2 separate regions of the Homo sapiens genome follow, and region 2 is linked to region 1. Evidence: chromatin loops called from intact Hi-C (ENCODE). Cell type or tissue: heart left ventricle. All regions are shown on one strand.

The links. Hi-C counts contacts between places; a loop is a spot of excess contacts. Peaks named below come from ENCODE experiments on the same cell type or tissue, not always from the same donor. Only the 100,000 strongest peaks of a DNase experiment are listed, where the experiment ranks them.
Region 2: a loop joins it to region 1, with 2.4 times the contacts of the local background. A loop is called at or near these places in 2 of 110 quality-filtered maps.

The regions. Positions count from the first base shown.
Region 1 is chr18:55,230,910-55,238,909 of GRCh38, reverse strand. TCF4 (transcription factor 4) reads left to right here. Exons shown (of 20, transcript NM_001083962.2): 16 at 4,227-4,362; 17 at 6,239-6,401. Among named protein-coding and RNA genes, the nearest start is that of LINC01929, 110 kb to the right of the region's middle. RefSeq lists an enhancer at 3,958-4,252. In heart left ventricle, a CTCF peak has its summit at 4,101 (motif pointing left); a DNase peak (open chromatin) is centred at 4,109; H3K27ac peaks cover 1,948 bases.
Region 2 is chr18:56,079,082-56,087,081 of GRCh38, reverse strand. All of the region lies in intron 3 of LINC03069 (long intergenic non-protein coding RNA 3069), which reads left to right. All of the region lies in intron 2 of LINC01905 (long intergenic non-protein coding RNA 1905), which reads right to left. LINC01539 (long intergenic non-protein coding RNA 1539) reads left to right here. Exons shown (of 9, transcript NR_040026.1): 8 at 1,693-1,877; 9 at 3,132-3,726. It overlaps LOC124904363 (small nucleolar RNA SNORA73 family), which reads left to right and starts at 7,488; the gene lies at 7,488-7,688. In heart left ventricle, a CTCF peak has its summit at 3,926; a DNase peak (open chromatin) is centred at 3,911; H3K27ac peaks cover 2,250 bases.

The DNA.
Region 1 (8,000 bases):
TTCATAGTATGACCTATGTCTGCTTCAAAATGAGCTGGGCCATCCAGTGATCTTGGCATTCTGAGCTTAGAAATACAAAGACAAAGAGGAAATTAGCAGGAGGTACAGAACCAGAAAGAATGCACCAAGAGGTATCATGAAGAAAGAGTCCAATCTGTCATCATGAGAGGGCAGAAGCCAGAGAGAAGCAGAGGTCCCCCCAGAGAGAGGAGAGAGGCTGAATAGCCCAGCAGAGGCGAGGAGTGGCATTCGGTTCCCAAGAGCTCTCTGAGTCCAAAACCTAAGCTACAGAAAACTATTTATGATAAATCTTTTATTTGAACAAACTCAAATAGGTTTCTCTTCCTTACTATTAAAACTACCCCACTAAATTGATCAGCATACAAAAATCCCCCCAAGAATCATTATGAGTTCCACAAAAACCAGGACCACATCTGAGTTATTTCTCATTCTATCCCCAGTGTCTCCCAAAGTGACAGGCATGAGCTAGATTAGAAAATGTTTGTTAAATTAGTAAATGCATTCTCTGATCAATCAATGAATAATCATTGAATAATTTTTAAATTTCACTTCTATCTTCTATTTTTAGCATAGATATCACTAAAACTGCATTATACGTGACTATGGGAAGATTCACATTTACAATGAGTATTAATAAAATTTTCATAAGCTGGCTTTTAACTTTAGACTATTGTTATCTCTATGAAAAGGTTATCAAAATAGAGCTTTAACGAAGTATGGATTTTCTAAAAATAGGGACGAAATGTCATGCTTAGAATTGACTTGTGGGAATCTCCTTTCTCCTAGTCACATTATGACGTATTTAAGTTCAGAATGCCAAGATCATTGGATGCCCCAGCTCATTTTGAAGCAGACATGGGTCATTCTATGAATGGGCCGCCTTAATGCCAGTGGGCAAATCCCTGACCCTTGTATATACAGAGAACAGTGTGAGTTTCTCCATCTATTTCTGTGTTATTCTAGCGATGGATTTGTGCCGACAGTCCACTGTGTTTCTTCCCTTGTCTCTTATGTGACCAGAAATAATGTTTCTGAAAGAGAAGAAAACAGGGTTAGAATATGCCATCTGTGGCCAAGGAAACAAGCAAAGCCAAGCCAATTATTCAAATTGGAATACTCTTCCACAGCCACAGGCAATGGAGTTGATCCTATCCTGGAGAATCAAGCTCATTATTACATGGCTCTGGACCTATCAGAGGGCATTCACATGACCTGGAATAGACACAAGGGGAGTCTTAAAACATCACGACAAATTAGCCGGCGTGGTGGTGGGCGCCTGTAATTCCAGTTACTTGGGAGGCTGAAACAGGAGAATTGCTTGAACCTGGGAGGCAGAGGTTGCAGTGAACGGAGATTGCACCCCTGCACTCCAGCCTGGGTGACAGAGCAAGACTCTGTCTCCAAAAAAAAAAAAAAAAAAAGTCAGAACAACTTTGTCTCTAACATTCTTTATGGAAAATGATTGATATTATTTAAGATGATCTATAGAAAATAGATGGAGTTAGGTAACATATGGGCCTAAAATCCAAACAAAAATGTAGTTGGAACAACTATATCCTCAGATATATTTATAATATTTAAGAGTTTACAGTCATTGTATAGGGGAAAGATTTAAAATTAAATGGATTTTAACAAAATAGAGACAAAGATCACCGTAACTGAAGATAGCTTGAGTTTTGAGGGGGTTCTTGAACTACACAGGCTATTATTTCTATATAACATGCAAGTATTTTCAGTCAAAACACATGATTCTGTCTGCAGTTATTATGTACCTATTACATACCAGTTGTCATGTACGATTGCATGGGTTCTCTTTTTCTCTTTTGAGAACTTACCTCAATGTGATCTAGAGGGAAAAAATTTCAGGAGCAGTAACTGAATATATTTTAAGTAAAAAGCAAAACATTACTCTTAAGTTATGTCACAGATGCTTGCAAAGAAATCTTGAGAGTGTTAATGATTCTGAAATAGGAGTACACTTCTCCTCTATGCTCAAATCTGTGGTTACCTTCAGTGATTTTGACTTAGAGTCATCCTTTGTAGAAATTCAAGAAATTAGATCCATTGGGAATACAAATAAATATGAATCAGCACGAAGAATTATTTAGGTTTATATTGATTGACAGACATAAAGAGCCACCATTTGATCAAGGCCTGTAAAAATTCATGCTTACAAGTTGACATCTTAGATTGAAAGGATAATCATTGATTGAATCCGTTTTCTAATGCATGAATATAAAAATAGCAAATCAAAACCTCAATGGAAAATAGCTATCATGCTTCTGAATAAAAATTAAAATATATAAGAGAGTGAGTTACAAATGGTTGCTGGAGCAGGTGGGCGTGGTCTGCCTATAAGAGAGCAGACTTCAGTCACAGAGGAAAGGAGTGGTGTGGCAGGCAACAGGGTTGAATATGTTTAAAAAAAAAAAAAGGTTTGTACTTAACGCCACAGAGCTCTAGAAGCTGAAACTAGAATCAGTGAGTGAAATCTACAAAGAGGCCAATTTGTGGTAAAAATGGAATGGGCTTCTTTGGGAGATATCAGTCTCAGTACATTTGAAGCACCCCACAGAGGCCAAATAACCACCATTCAGAAAGTTCTGTGTTGCGACACAGGCACCGGGGAGCAGTGCTGGACTTCCTACATCTCTCTGCTGAAACATTCATTTATACTTCCTGAGGCTCATAAGCCTCAAGTGTTGTCTTATTCTTGCTGTATTTTGAATCCAAACAATTAATATGATTTATGTGATCATCTCCACCCAAAATTTAAAAAAAAGTTGGAGTGCATACACACACACACACACACACACACATGCACACATGAATATAAAAATGGCATACTTCAGGATCAATTACTTAAATATATTTTCAGTAAAAAGCAAAATATTATAGGTGATACTTAATACATGGCTGCCTTTAAATAGCATGTGCTTATTAGGTCCTGTGAATTTGTTGTTGGTTCAGATACTTATTGTTGATGCATTCTTTGGAAATACCCTTTTAAAATATATTGGTAACACAAGAGTGATGATTCTCCTTTCTGGTTTCATATTTTTGACTGGAAAAAAAAATAAACCTGATTCATAGCAGTATAAATGTATGGTTAATTTTTTGTGTTTTAGACCCACCGTCCTGTGTAAATGCTCACTTAACCATAGGCTAAGAAAATACTTGGAAATAGAAAAGAAAATGTGAACTACTGATTGTCCTCTTAGTTGACAAATGCTTCATGTTTTCGCTTGAAGGCATGTGCTATGAAGTAGGCAGTTGCTGTCTCAGTGCCACAAGTTCAATGTCTCTGGACCCCAGAGTCGATAGTAGTAGTTAATAAAAAGCTCAGCAGTATTTTTTTAATGAAGTAATCATGCTGTACTCTATAATTTTATTCTTGGAAGCATAAAGAGTATTTACAATATGGTGTCTTTCTAGGGTCAGAATAGTGAGGAAAAAAATGGAAAAATGTCCAAACATCCTTCCTTGCATGGCAATGATGGCATTACTGGTGTGTTTAATAAAACCTTTATTGGTACATTTTCCGGTGTGGTGGCATTGGCAGAAACCATCCCCCTTTGGATTTGGAACTCAGCAGCTGATGAAATACAGTAAACATTAATTTGGAATGGGCTGCCAGTTTTGGAAAGCCAGGTGACATTTTATTATATTTGTACCAAGCAGAGGCTGTGTCCCATACTGCTGTAGCTTCCGCTGTCAGAGGCTTAGCTGGCATTATGGAAAAAAAAAAATGGCAGGCCTGAGAATCTTATCCCCTGAAATGAAAGTCGAATGCCAAATTGAAATTCCTGTAGGATTTCCGATAGCAATGGGGGAATTGAGAAGCTCACAATTAAGCATATGGGCATTAAGATAATTGTCAGATCTGTTGGCGGACATGATAGAAGACAGATGGGTACGAATCAGTGCGCTCCACTGCAGCACCCTGGGAGGCAATTTGACGTTTTACCTGCCTGAGCTACTCTGCCATATTTGTCACTGAATGTACAGCACGGCATCTTACTGAGTGTTAAGTGTTTTCGCCGGGAACTATAGGTGCATGTGCGGTCCTTCAGCGCCCTCTAGTGAAACGCGTTTGGGAGTATGGTTTTTGAAAAGCCAGCCTTCATCAGGTCCTCTTGGCCTCTGGAAATAGCTGTCGCACCTCCGGTTCCTGCTCACCTCTCTGGTTCCTCTCGCCCTTTCAGGTGGGGACCCATCGTGAAGATGGCGTGGCCCTGAGAGGCAGCCATTCTCTTCTGCCAAACCAGGTTCCGGTTCCACAGCTTCCTGTCCAGTCTGCGACTTCCCCTGACCTGAACCCACCCCAGGACCCTTACAGAGGTAGGTTGGCCTCACCAGGGCACTTCTGACCTCACTTTCACAATAGGACCAGTGTTGATACCCAGCCTCTTGGTGTTCATCCCTCAAGAAGCACTGGCAGAAACCCAGGAATCAAATTGGGCACAAAAATGGTAAGGAAATGGCAAAGTATTTAGAACTTCGCCCGCTAATTGTGTTTCTCCAGGGACTGTTTTCCTCAAACATCCTCTGAAATCCTGGTCCTATATCAGCAGGGAATGAGGCCACAGACTGATGAGAGGAAATTTTATTTTAGCTATTTCCACATTTTTCTCATTCAGGTCCTCTAATGTGGTTAGTTGTGGCCTGAAAATGATATTTCCAAATGAATAGGAAGGAAGGAAATTGTTTTTGTTGTTTAAGATGGAAGGAAATATAGGTGCATTTAAAAAATGGAGCTTGGTTGCATGATTTTCGCTCTTGAGTCATCTAGCCCTCTAATGATTGCCTCATACCGGTGATTACGAGCGGCTTTTCATGACCCCAGGAAGTTGGGCTATTGCTGGCCAGCTGACTAGGAGTCGCTTAGATAACATCTTCTCAGTCCCTTCACATTTAATATAAAAATGATAACATTGCCACAGGAATACATGTGGGCATTTTTTCAGCTGTTCAACATTGTACAGATCTGAGTGTCAATTATATGTATGGGTATGTCTGCCCATTTTTTATGAATAATAATCATTTTATGGACTTTTTTTTTTTTTTTTTTTGACAGAGCCTCACTCTGTCGCCCAGGCTGGAGTACAGTGGTGCGATCTCAGCTCACTGCAACCTCCACCTCCCAGGTTCAAGCGATTCTCCTGCCTCAGCCTCCCAGGGGGTAGCTAGGATTACAGACATGCATCACCATGCCTGGCTATTTTTCGTATTTTTAGTAGAGACAGGGTTTCACCACATTAGCCAGGCTGGTCTTGAATTCCTGACCTCAAGTGATGCACCCGCCTCAGCCTCCCGAAGTGCTGGGATTACAGGTGTGAACCACCACAACTGGCCAGGACCTTTCTTATCAGGAGGCTTTGGATTTTGCCCTCTTTGTCCTAAACCTGTGCTTCTCAAACTGCACATAAGCACAACCTGAGCATCTTGTTAAAATGCAGATTCCACTTCTGTAGGTCTGGGATTGTCCATTTCTAATGGGCTCACAGATGATGAGGCCGCATGGACCAAAGTTTGAGTGGCAAGGTTCTAGAATACACAGATTACAAATAAAGAGGAATACTTGACAGATATGCTTCTACCTTTAAAAAAATTACTACATTAGGGTCGTGTTTTAAAATGCAGTGTGACTTGGAAAGTTGAGCAATGATAAAGCTAGAAATTTCTAAAATGAGTAGCAAACTGCCTTCCATATGTACCATTTTAAAATGCTGATTACTTCTTGAGAATAAGAGAAGCCTAATTTCAGAATATCATTAGGGTACCTATTGAAGTCTTGACTGCACATATTTAGCATACTCCCTGGGAATTATATTTTAAGGACATTTTTCTATTAAATCATTGCATATGGAAGAAACTCAATATAATAGCTGATATTTACTTGGGTTCTTAATCAGAACATTGGCTGTGTGATTTTCATGATTATGATTTTCATTGCAATTAAGTTGATGTTTTGTAGACAGTGAAATTACCATCTACTCCAAAAGATTGCAAAATAGAATTTAACCTTAGAGCCAATGCAGGGAAAACTTGTTTCTGCAGGTGCATTTTTTGAAACTTCAACAGATAGCAGGGGGAAAAAAAAGTGACAGAAGGATCACAGTTCAGCAGTATGAATTGTCTGCTGGCAGCCTTGCAATCTGGTGTGCAGGCAGTGAGATTGTGGTGTACATGTCACCTGATTTCTCTTTTTCGGCAGGCATGCCACCAGGACTACAGGGGCAGAGTGTCTCCTCTGGCAGCTCTGAGATCAAATCCGATGACGAGGGTGATGAGAACCTGCAAGACACGAAATCTTCGGAGGACAAGAAATTAGATGACGACAAGAAGGATATCAAATCAATTACTAGGTCAAGATCTAGGTAACAGTATATAATACTGTCGCTTCATTTAATTCCTTTATTGGACTTTGATGAAGTGAACAGAACGGGAAGAAACTATTCAGTTTTTTCCTGGCAGGTAAATTTACAGCTGAAAAGAAAATTAAAGGCCTACTCTAGAAGTACTAAAAGTATCGTTTCAGATACCTGTACTCTATTGGAGCCTAAACTGTTTTGGCATTTATGAATCTGGACCCAATGCTAATGACACACAGTGAAAAAATTTGTCTCTGATTCAAGTACAGTTTATTTGTAAAACTATACTTATTCTACAAATTTGGTCAGAAATGTTGTGTCTATAATATTTCTAAAAAGAGATTGTAGCCATGTTAAAAACTCAACTGATGTATGTGCCAACTATAACTCTTTTCTTACCTCTAAAGTAAGAAAATAATTTCCTAGATTTATCCTAAACATGCTGATGTATATAAGAGTAATACCTTAATTGTTTATGGTTTTTCTTCCTGGACACTCTTTTCTACAGAAAACACAACTGCAGGAAAATAGCTTCTGTCTGGTTTTCTTAAATATCTGCTATCTTTAAATTCAAATCTATATCTCCTTGAACTTTAATCTGGTAATCAGATGGTTTTTGAATACCAACACCCGTGTACTTTGCCTCAATTCCCTGAGGTTGTTTTTATTCACAAATTCAACCAATTGTCCTAAGACTACAGCTTTCCTTCTAAAGGCTGTGGTTCTCAAGGTTCTATCTGGAATCTTTTGTGAATTAAGAACATGCTGCCTCTTTATGTTGCTGTTGTAATTATTGAGATAAATTCCGTGTCTTGCCACAAGTTTAAAAATGCCGAATACTTCTAGATAACCCCTTTCCTTCCTTGTTGTCTTTTTCTGATTCTTGGCCACTTTGGCAAGAAATCCCAAGGAGGGGATTTCATACCTTTAGCAGCTTCTGTGTTAGACCAGTCAGTTCTTGGTAATTTAACTTATTGTGGCCAAACTTATGCATGTTAATGGATTCTTTGAAGTTTTGGAACAACATTTTCATTCGCTGTTGAGAACCTTCTTATTTAAAAAGGTCACTCTTATGACATTTACTTATGTATGCCTCCAAAACTGTATTATAAGGCAGTGCTTTTTCAAATCTAGGCAGTTTTATTTGCATAACTAGTTTATTTGTAAGTGAATAACCAATTCTAATTGGTCGTTAGCCTGAAAATCTTTGGAAGAAAAGTTCCTATTTTCCAGTCTCCTTTGTGTAAGGTGTAGCATTTGTTGGATGTATAAAAATATCACCCAAATGCTCAGCTTCCGGACAGGCCTGGCAGAGACTGTTTTCATTTGCTTTTTACAGCCTATTTGCATAGTAGAATATAGGAGTGAATTAATCATTACTGATTTCCTTGGCACTGGCAGCAGTTGGGGGTGAGGGCAGAGGAGGGATCCGCAGAAGGCAGAGAAAGAGGGCCTTTTCCAGTGGACTCAGTTGACTTCCATGTTTACCATACACACCTGTGGCAGACAGTGCCATCTGGAAAGGCGCTTACGCTATGGAGAGAGAGGAGCCTGGTCTTACAGCATCCTTCTGTGGTGTCATCCTCCTTGCCCCTAACTTTTCTC
Region 2 (8,000 bases), 850 kb before region 1:
AGCTTTCAGAGGGAGCCTTTCACGCCAGCTTTCAGCCGTGGGCTGTAATGGTGCCACATGCGTCAATGGGGCTAGGATCTGTCCCCTAAGCACTGCGGTCAGAGGCCCAGTGAGTGATGTGGTCTAGGGCCGTGGATGCTCACTCACATTCTGCTTTGGTCTTGACCACAGCATCAGAAATGATTTGATGCATTGGGTTTGAACATGTTTTGAGTTACTCTGTATTGCATACACATGTAAAACAAATCTGGGAACCCACAAGTGTGTGACCAATTATTTTGCTCCTCTGCAAAGTGTTTATTAAATTTTCAAAAACGAGATGATACAAAGAGGCAAACAACAGAAGCAATCACAAATCCAAAACAGTTTTCAAATCTATAAACAATTTTTGAAAAACATTCAAGTAACTTTCCAACTGTGTTGCCAATGCAGTGAGGAAAACAGATCTTTCTTAAGGTTCGGGAAATTTTCAAGTGTGTCAGAGTGACCCACACACATCTGTTGGGATGTTCTGAGTGGCAGTGAATTCACGGAGAAGCTCTTGCTCCAGACTTTCAGGATACAAAAGCATCAAAAGCAAGTCCTTGCATCTTGGTGCCCTTTAGTGACTCTAGGTCTCTCAAGATTGGAAGCCCAGAGACCTTGGTCCAAGACCAACTTCTGCGCCTAGTCATATAAGAGATATTGGACAAACCACATTGAGCCTTAGCCTTTTATCTATGAAAAGAAATGCTTTGTCAAACCATTAGCAGTGACTCATTAAGAGGTTTTAAAGACAATTTAGTGGGTCATACCAATATTTTAGAAGAAAACAAAACAGAATCCAACCAAAGAGAAAATATCAGAGTGTATTACAAGTAGCGAAAATAGGCCTTGTTTTAGGAAATTTCTGTTTCAATACGTGTGTGTATTGAAATTGTTTTGTTCCTCTATAACATGCTTATTAACTTTTAAAAATGAAAAAAATATAAAGAGGTAAATGCCGGAAGCAATCACAAACAAGCCCCAGTTTTTAACAATTTCTGAAAAACATTAACTTTCCATTTTGCTGGCAAGTAATATATTTTTCTGTACTAGGTTATACAATAAAGTGTTTTTCTTAATAAAGATTTTGGTCAAGAGGCTTAAAAAACACCCCTCTTAAGTTTCTGTCCAGCTCTAATATTCTATGATTCCCAAAGATAGAAGGGACCTGCTCACTGAGCCGTAATGATAATACTCTCATGTAACATTTTTTAGCACTTACTACGTTTCCAGGCACCGTGTCAATTGCTTTCCATGCATCATCTCATTGAACACTCCCAACAACCCTATGTGTTAGGTAATCATGATGCTGTTTTACAAAGACTGAGGAAATTAAGCAATCTTGGAGAGGTTCAGAACATAGAGTTAGCAGGAGAGCCAAGATTTGAAACTTACAGGCTGACTCCCAAGTCTTTAATTTTTCTTATGATTTGCTGCCAAACACGTGAGATTGTGAGCATCAGTTAGTAACTGGGCCTCTGGTACAGATGGGCGCAGGTCTTTTGCCTGAATTTCCATGTGAAGGAGGATGACCAATCATTTCTCTTCCTCTTGACTAGGGGAAGGTGCATTGTGCATTTCAAAAGCCTGCCTAGCCCGGGGAGATAAGGGGGTCGTTTTATCTCTTTGCATTTCATTTTACTCATCTGTAAATCAAATTTCCCTCAGTGTCTTCCAGAGTCCTCACGAGTATCAGAGAAGGCATAATCTGTACACGTGGCTTCATTTAAAATGAAAATATCAAGCAGTGTCATTTTCACAAGTATCCCCACACTGTCTGAGGCTGAAAAGAAGAGTGTAGCTATGCACACTGCAGTGAGAAGAAAATTTCAGCTCAATTGGAGGATGTAAAGGTACAAGTAAGGTTTCAGCAGAAGCGCTCATGAACCCCACATGAAGTCTTTCTTCTTTCTTAGCTCATACCCCCTTTAATGCATGGATGCTGGCTTAACTTTATCAGGAGTCAGAATAGGCTTCTGTGTGTATTCTTGACTAGAAGTAAAACAAATATTTTCTTTCTAAAGTTATTGAGTCCCATTGATCTATGTGAAATTTCACCATTAGATAGTCATTCCTTTTGCTTGAAGGCTTTGGGACTGCAGAAATTCCTGATTAAAAATTAAACCTTTCTATGGTTCACGAGCAAAATAATTAATCGCCTAAATGACAATTAGGTCATTCTATAATTGAATAAAATTCCAATGATACACAAACAGTAAGTTCAATTGGGAACCATGGGTAAGATTCACAGTGTACAGCATGATCTGGAGAGACAAGCTTGGTTGGGGGTCTAAGTAAAGCATGAAATACAGTCGGGAGGGTCACAGAAAAGCATCGAAGACAACTCTTAGCCACTTGTAAAATTTTGCAAGAAGTTGCAATACTCCAGAATAATCACAATCTTTTCATACAGTGCTTCCCAGTTTATAACATGTTATTCTATTTAACACTCCCAGCATCCCTTGGGGTAGATATTTCTGGAGGAGGAAACTAAGGAGAGAAGGGATGTGACTCGACCGAGGTCACCCACTGTGAAATGGCAGGTCATACAACTCCTGAGCCCTTCTGAATCAACCACACTTTCTTCCCAGGCAGATGGGCTCATTCTCAGTGCCCAGATCTGAGCTCAACCATTCTCTCTCTGGAAAAAGACATCTCATGCCACTTTTGACACATGTCAGGGAACACAGAGATACATCAAAGAATACATTCTGGCTTTAATGCCTACCAGTGAAATAAAAGACTGGAGATGTGGCTGCGTGTGGTACAGGCACACACACCACAATGCACACACAGCACACATACAGGATCACTGGGAAGAGTGTCTGTTCTAGGTTCATAATTCAACCAAAATGTATCAGTGATTAAAGCAATTGAGCTTTGCTCCCATCTCTGATTTCGCCTTGACTTTCAGTCCTCTGCTTCTTTCTCCTTTTCTCCCCGCCCACTTTTTAGTGGCCTTTGTTCTTCGTTCCTGAGCCATCTGGTTGCAAAGTATGGTAGGAGCACAGTGCAGCAGGCACATGAAAAAGCAGTACAAAAAAAAAAAATAGTAGGAGTGAAAACAAAAGACATGAAGATCCTGAATTTTTAATTTCTCTTTTCAGATTGAAATACCACTGCTCCTAGTTCTGATGCAAAATTGAAAAGAGTGCACTGGGTCTTCAAATGGCATATTGACAAGGAGAAAGAGGAAAGGATGCCCCAGGACAGCCTGGGGGTCAAGGCTGGGCTCAGGCATGCCTGGACAAGCCATGCAAGTTGTCTCCGGACTTGAACCACGTATCAGAGGAGCTATTTGAGGAGCCACATCAGCATACCTGCTTCTGTGGGCCCCCAGGCTGTGGTGCTCAGCCCTTGCACTATGAAACATTTTTTTTTTCCAGAAGCCAAAGCTTTGAGCATCTCCTCCCATGTAGAGAGTGTATATGTTTACGTCCATGTCTTTCGCCATGTGAACGCATGCAACCACCACCTCAAATATCATAAATCCTCTCTCTCCCCCTTTCTGTCTGCCTGTTTATCTACAATCTGTCTATTTAAATTCTTTTTAAACAAGAAGGGAATATCTTTATGCCTGTTTGTAGGGATATTCTACATCCATCTGTTATTTACATCATTCGTTTTCCTGAGGTGTCTCCAACAAATCCTGGCTGGATGCACTGTATGTGTTATTAATAAAACAGCTGTAAAAATATTAACTGTACGGCCTAATTGTCAGCCCTGATTGGGAGCCAAGTTTATCCCCGGACGGATGCGGAGACTCAGAATTTGGGCTTCCATCCAGATCTGACCCTTGCAGCTCACTTTACATTTGATTCTTTGACCATTTAAGCTGTTCTGGCTTCTTTTTCCTCCCAGGGATCTGTGCACATCCGGCCTCCTGGCCTCCTGGCTCCTTCAGGTGGCGCTGGTCCAGCTTCCTGAATGTTCATGGCCAGGCCTTTCTCCTCCTCCCCCTACTTTTGTTAAACTTAACAGCCATATGCTATAGAATCACCTTCCAGTAACTTAAAAGATGAGTAGAAATATTGTCAGCATTGCCTCTCTCTGCACACTGGTAGGAAATAGCATTTGGAGAGTCTGCATTGGAAAACACATCTCTATTAAAAGCATTGGGTTAGGATACCAGAAAACCCAGAGTGATTGGCTGCAAAGTGATACTTCCTTAGTATCTGGAATCAGATCAATCTTTCAGCCAAACCTTCTGGATAGGGAAGATAAATGAAGAGGTGATAATACATTTTATTTTTAATGAAGTGCTCAAAATAAACCAAATGAGGGCAGAAGTTGGCAAATGAGGCATTTTTTTACTGTGCCCTCCTTGGGATAGTTGGATTAACCCTGACTGGCTTATACCTAAGTGAGGCTGAAGTGTTTACTGTGGGGCAAGACTGGGAGGACAGACATTGCATAGAAAAAAACTTGATTCTGCCAGTATCCAGAAAGCCTTGGCGTCGTCTGCATCTAATTCTTAGGTGATTTCATAGAAGAACGTCCTTAGGTAGGGTGGTATGATGGTTTGCTTCATTACACATGAAATACATAAATTATCTGCCAACATTTCATAGGCCAAAACATTAATGACACCATTCAAGCTCTTAGTCCCAGTAACATTTAACATGGCTGTGATTAGCTGTCAAAAAGTTGGATAAGATTTGATGCTTTATGTTTGTTTGTTTTTTTTCTCTACTGCGACTTTCTTCATGATTGCAATATTCCACTCCAGTGAAGGGTTTTGGAAATTTTACAGGATTGGCCTTTGATTTTGCTTATTTTTTTAGGAAGATTCCAAGCAGGCTCTCCTGCCATAGAAGATTACCTCTCATATTCTCTTAACCTCACATTTTCCAGGCCATCACTGCAAATGTTTCCAAAAAGACTGCTTGTCCTGGGGTCACCATTCCAATTCTCATAACCATTAGTATTGACAATCTGGTAGGACACTAATTGTTTGTTTGACTTTCACATTTTTAAACAATCACTTGTAAGGGGAACCCATATTTTTGTCTCTAACAGAAGTGATGAAAATTTAAAAAGAGAAACCAAAAACTTCAAATTACCAGTCCTTAAAAGAAACTGCAGCAGGATGTCAATGAAATCATCAAATACACTGCTGGAGAGCTGACCTCAACAGAAAATTTAACACTCCACTATCTTGCTTGAAAAATACAGATGTTTTTTATACATGGTCAATTGCCTTCCAAAAATGTCTGCATTGTAAAATGTTTTTGTCTAACAATTGGACTAGATTAAAGTGACTTCATGGAGACAAACTGTTTTTAGCCTTGAAAGAGCTAGTAATTATTAGATGTTTCAATGGAAGCTACCTCTTTTTTCCACCTTTGTTTACCATATAGTTACCTGAGTTTAAATGTGTTGGTGTTTCCTGACCCATATCTTATAAATGTATGACAAATTAAATGTCTTTTCAATGAAGCAAAAGGAAAATGTTTAATAGAAATCTTAACTTTCATGAGAGCAAGAACTTGCTTTATCTACCATATGTGTCTCCCATAGTGCTTAACAGACAGCTGTTTGCCAATAGAGCTCAATATTCATTGACTAATGACCAAGTTAATCAAATTCTCTACTTGGCATAAGAGGGAGGTCTAAGTTTCTTCCTGCTTTAAGCTTCTATATTGAACTCTTACATGGTAAAAAGACTTTTAGCAATTCTTTATTTTATTTAAATGTTCAACAGTGTTTGCTGAGTATTTTCTATGGTGCTTAGCACAGGGGTAGGCACCAGGATGGATTCATAAATAAATGTGAGACTTGCCTCCCACCAATAAAAATTGTATAATTTGTTTGTGGAGCCAGGATATCACATAGCAGAGGCATTGTAAAATCTGGAGTAGAATGGTAGTAACTGCATATAGGCAGATAGGGCATTCAATTTCAAGGAAAAAGGGCTGTGGGATTAGTTACAAGACAAAACTTCACATGAAAGACAATGGAGGAGCTGGATCATCTAGAAAGCAGAAAATGAGGAAAAAATAAGCAGTTTAAGATTGAAGACTTGGTAGACCCAACATATACATTGCTGAACTTCTTGTCCTAAAGCCTAAATAACAATAACAGATGGAGACTAACTGGTAAGCTCAAAGTTTGGTGATAATTCAAGCTTTTCTTATAATCAATGTTTATGATGTGAAAAAAAGTCTGCACTCAAGTGTCCGGTATGCATTAATAAGTTACTGAATATGTTTAAGACGGAACAAACGTTATGCCATTGTTAATGTTCATTAAAATGTGGCATTCCGAGAAGGTGAGAAGTTAATTTTTGGTGATGGCTTCTGGAAGTAGATGGAATGAATAGTCCTGAGGGTATTCTATTACCAGAGAGAAGGCTACTGAGGAGATAAGTTTAACTTCCATGATTCTGGAAATCTCAAGTGAAAAAAACTTTAAAAATGACAAATTCAGGAAATATTTACTATTTCAAACAAAACACTGACTTTCCATTACTTTTGCCTGGCAGAGAAGTGAAAATATTGATCTCAGAGGAGATAGCTTTTTGTTTAGGAAAATATTCTGATATGCTTTTTTTTTTTTTTTTTTTTTTTTTTTTGTAAACGATGCCCCTGCTATCTTAAAAGATAGGATGAAAAAAGAGAGAGAGAGAGAGCTAAGCTGCACTACATAAAAAGTTAACTGGACTTTGGGAACTGGTCACTGATGCCTCACTGGTGGTTGGAGAGGGCTGAGCAACTTGGCAAGAGGCTGGCAAGAAGCCTAGAAAGAAAAGACAGCCATGCAGACATCCAGGTGGAGTGGATAACTGAGGGGCTTTTAAGAGTAGTGGTGATTAATATTCAGTTGTCAATGTTTCCTATTCTGAGCTGTGCTGAAACCATTCACTTCTATCTTTAAAGCTTTAGTTAAGATCTGCCCAGAGATGTGTTGAGTGTTGGGAGAGAGTAGAGCAGTGCTTAAGTCTGGGTCAAAGTAGTGTAGAAAGAGGATGTTGGTTATGGGAGCTGAGATAGATAATTTAGGGCAGGCTGCCCAATGACTGACCCTGGAGAACAACAGCCTTCCCTTGGGAATGCTCAAAGGTTTCAGGAAGAGTGTGGAGGACATGGGTAGAGGCTTGAGCCATTTCATTTGGATAGTGAAGAAAAGGGAAATATCAGGCTCCTGACATGCAGGTAAATTTTAGCCATGCTGAGACAGCTGGATGAACAGAATGATGACAACATATCTATCCATCCGTCCATCCATCCATCCATCTGCTAATTGATTCAATCATTCGTCATTCAGTAAGTACCAAGAACCTATTATATGTGAATCACTACATTACGAGAGACACAGTTTCTTTTGTCCAGATTTCAATTTTAAGTATTAATGTATACACAAAGCACATTAAAGAAATAAAACCCAAAGCTTCAAGGATGAGGTTGACTTTATATGGGCCTCGGAGAATGACTTACATTTGAATAAGAATCAAATGAGAGATTCCAACATGGATACCCTGGGAAGTCACTCTCCCCAGGCTCTGTCTAAATGGCATAGGGGAGCATAGGGTCCCATCCCAGGATGTACTGTCCTTTGCCACAAGTTAGAGATGAAGCTGGGTCTGGTGTCTGTGCCTGAATATTCCTACAGCTTCTGAGTCCTGTGGACAATGACAGAGGAGACAGACCATGCAGGAAATTTGTCTAGTATAAAATAAAACTAAAAGAAAGAATTAAAGGAGGGAAGAATAACATTCACAGCAACTCTTTATATTTAGATACTATTTTGTAATTTATCATGAAATTTCATGTATAATAGCTGATCTATCATCACAACTGCCCTTTGAGTAGGTATTATTATTCTTATCTCTCAGAAGACAAAACTGAAGATCATAGTTTGAGCGACGTGTTCCAAAAACATAAAATTAGACCATGTGAATAATTCAATGATCAGAGTAATTGTTACTAGTTTTCTCTCAGATCTGAAAATATTCCCTGACTTGCTCATCATTTTAA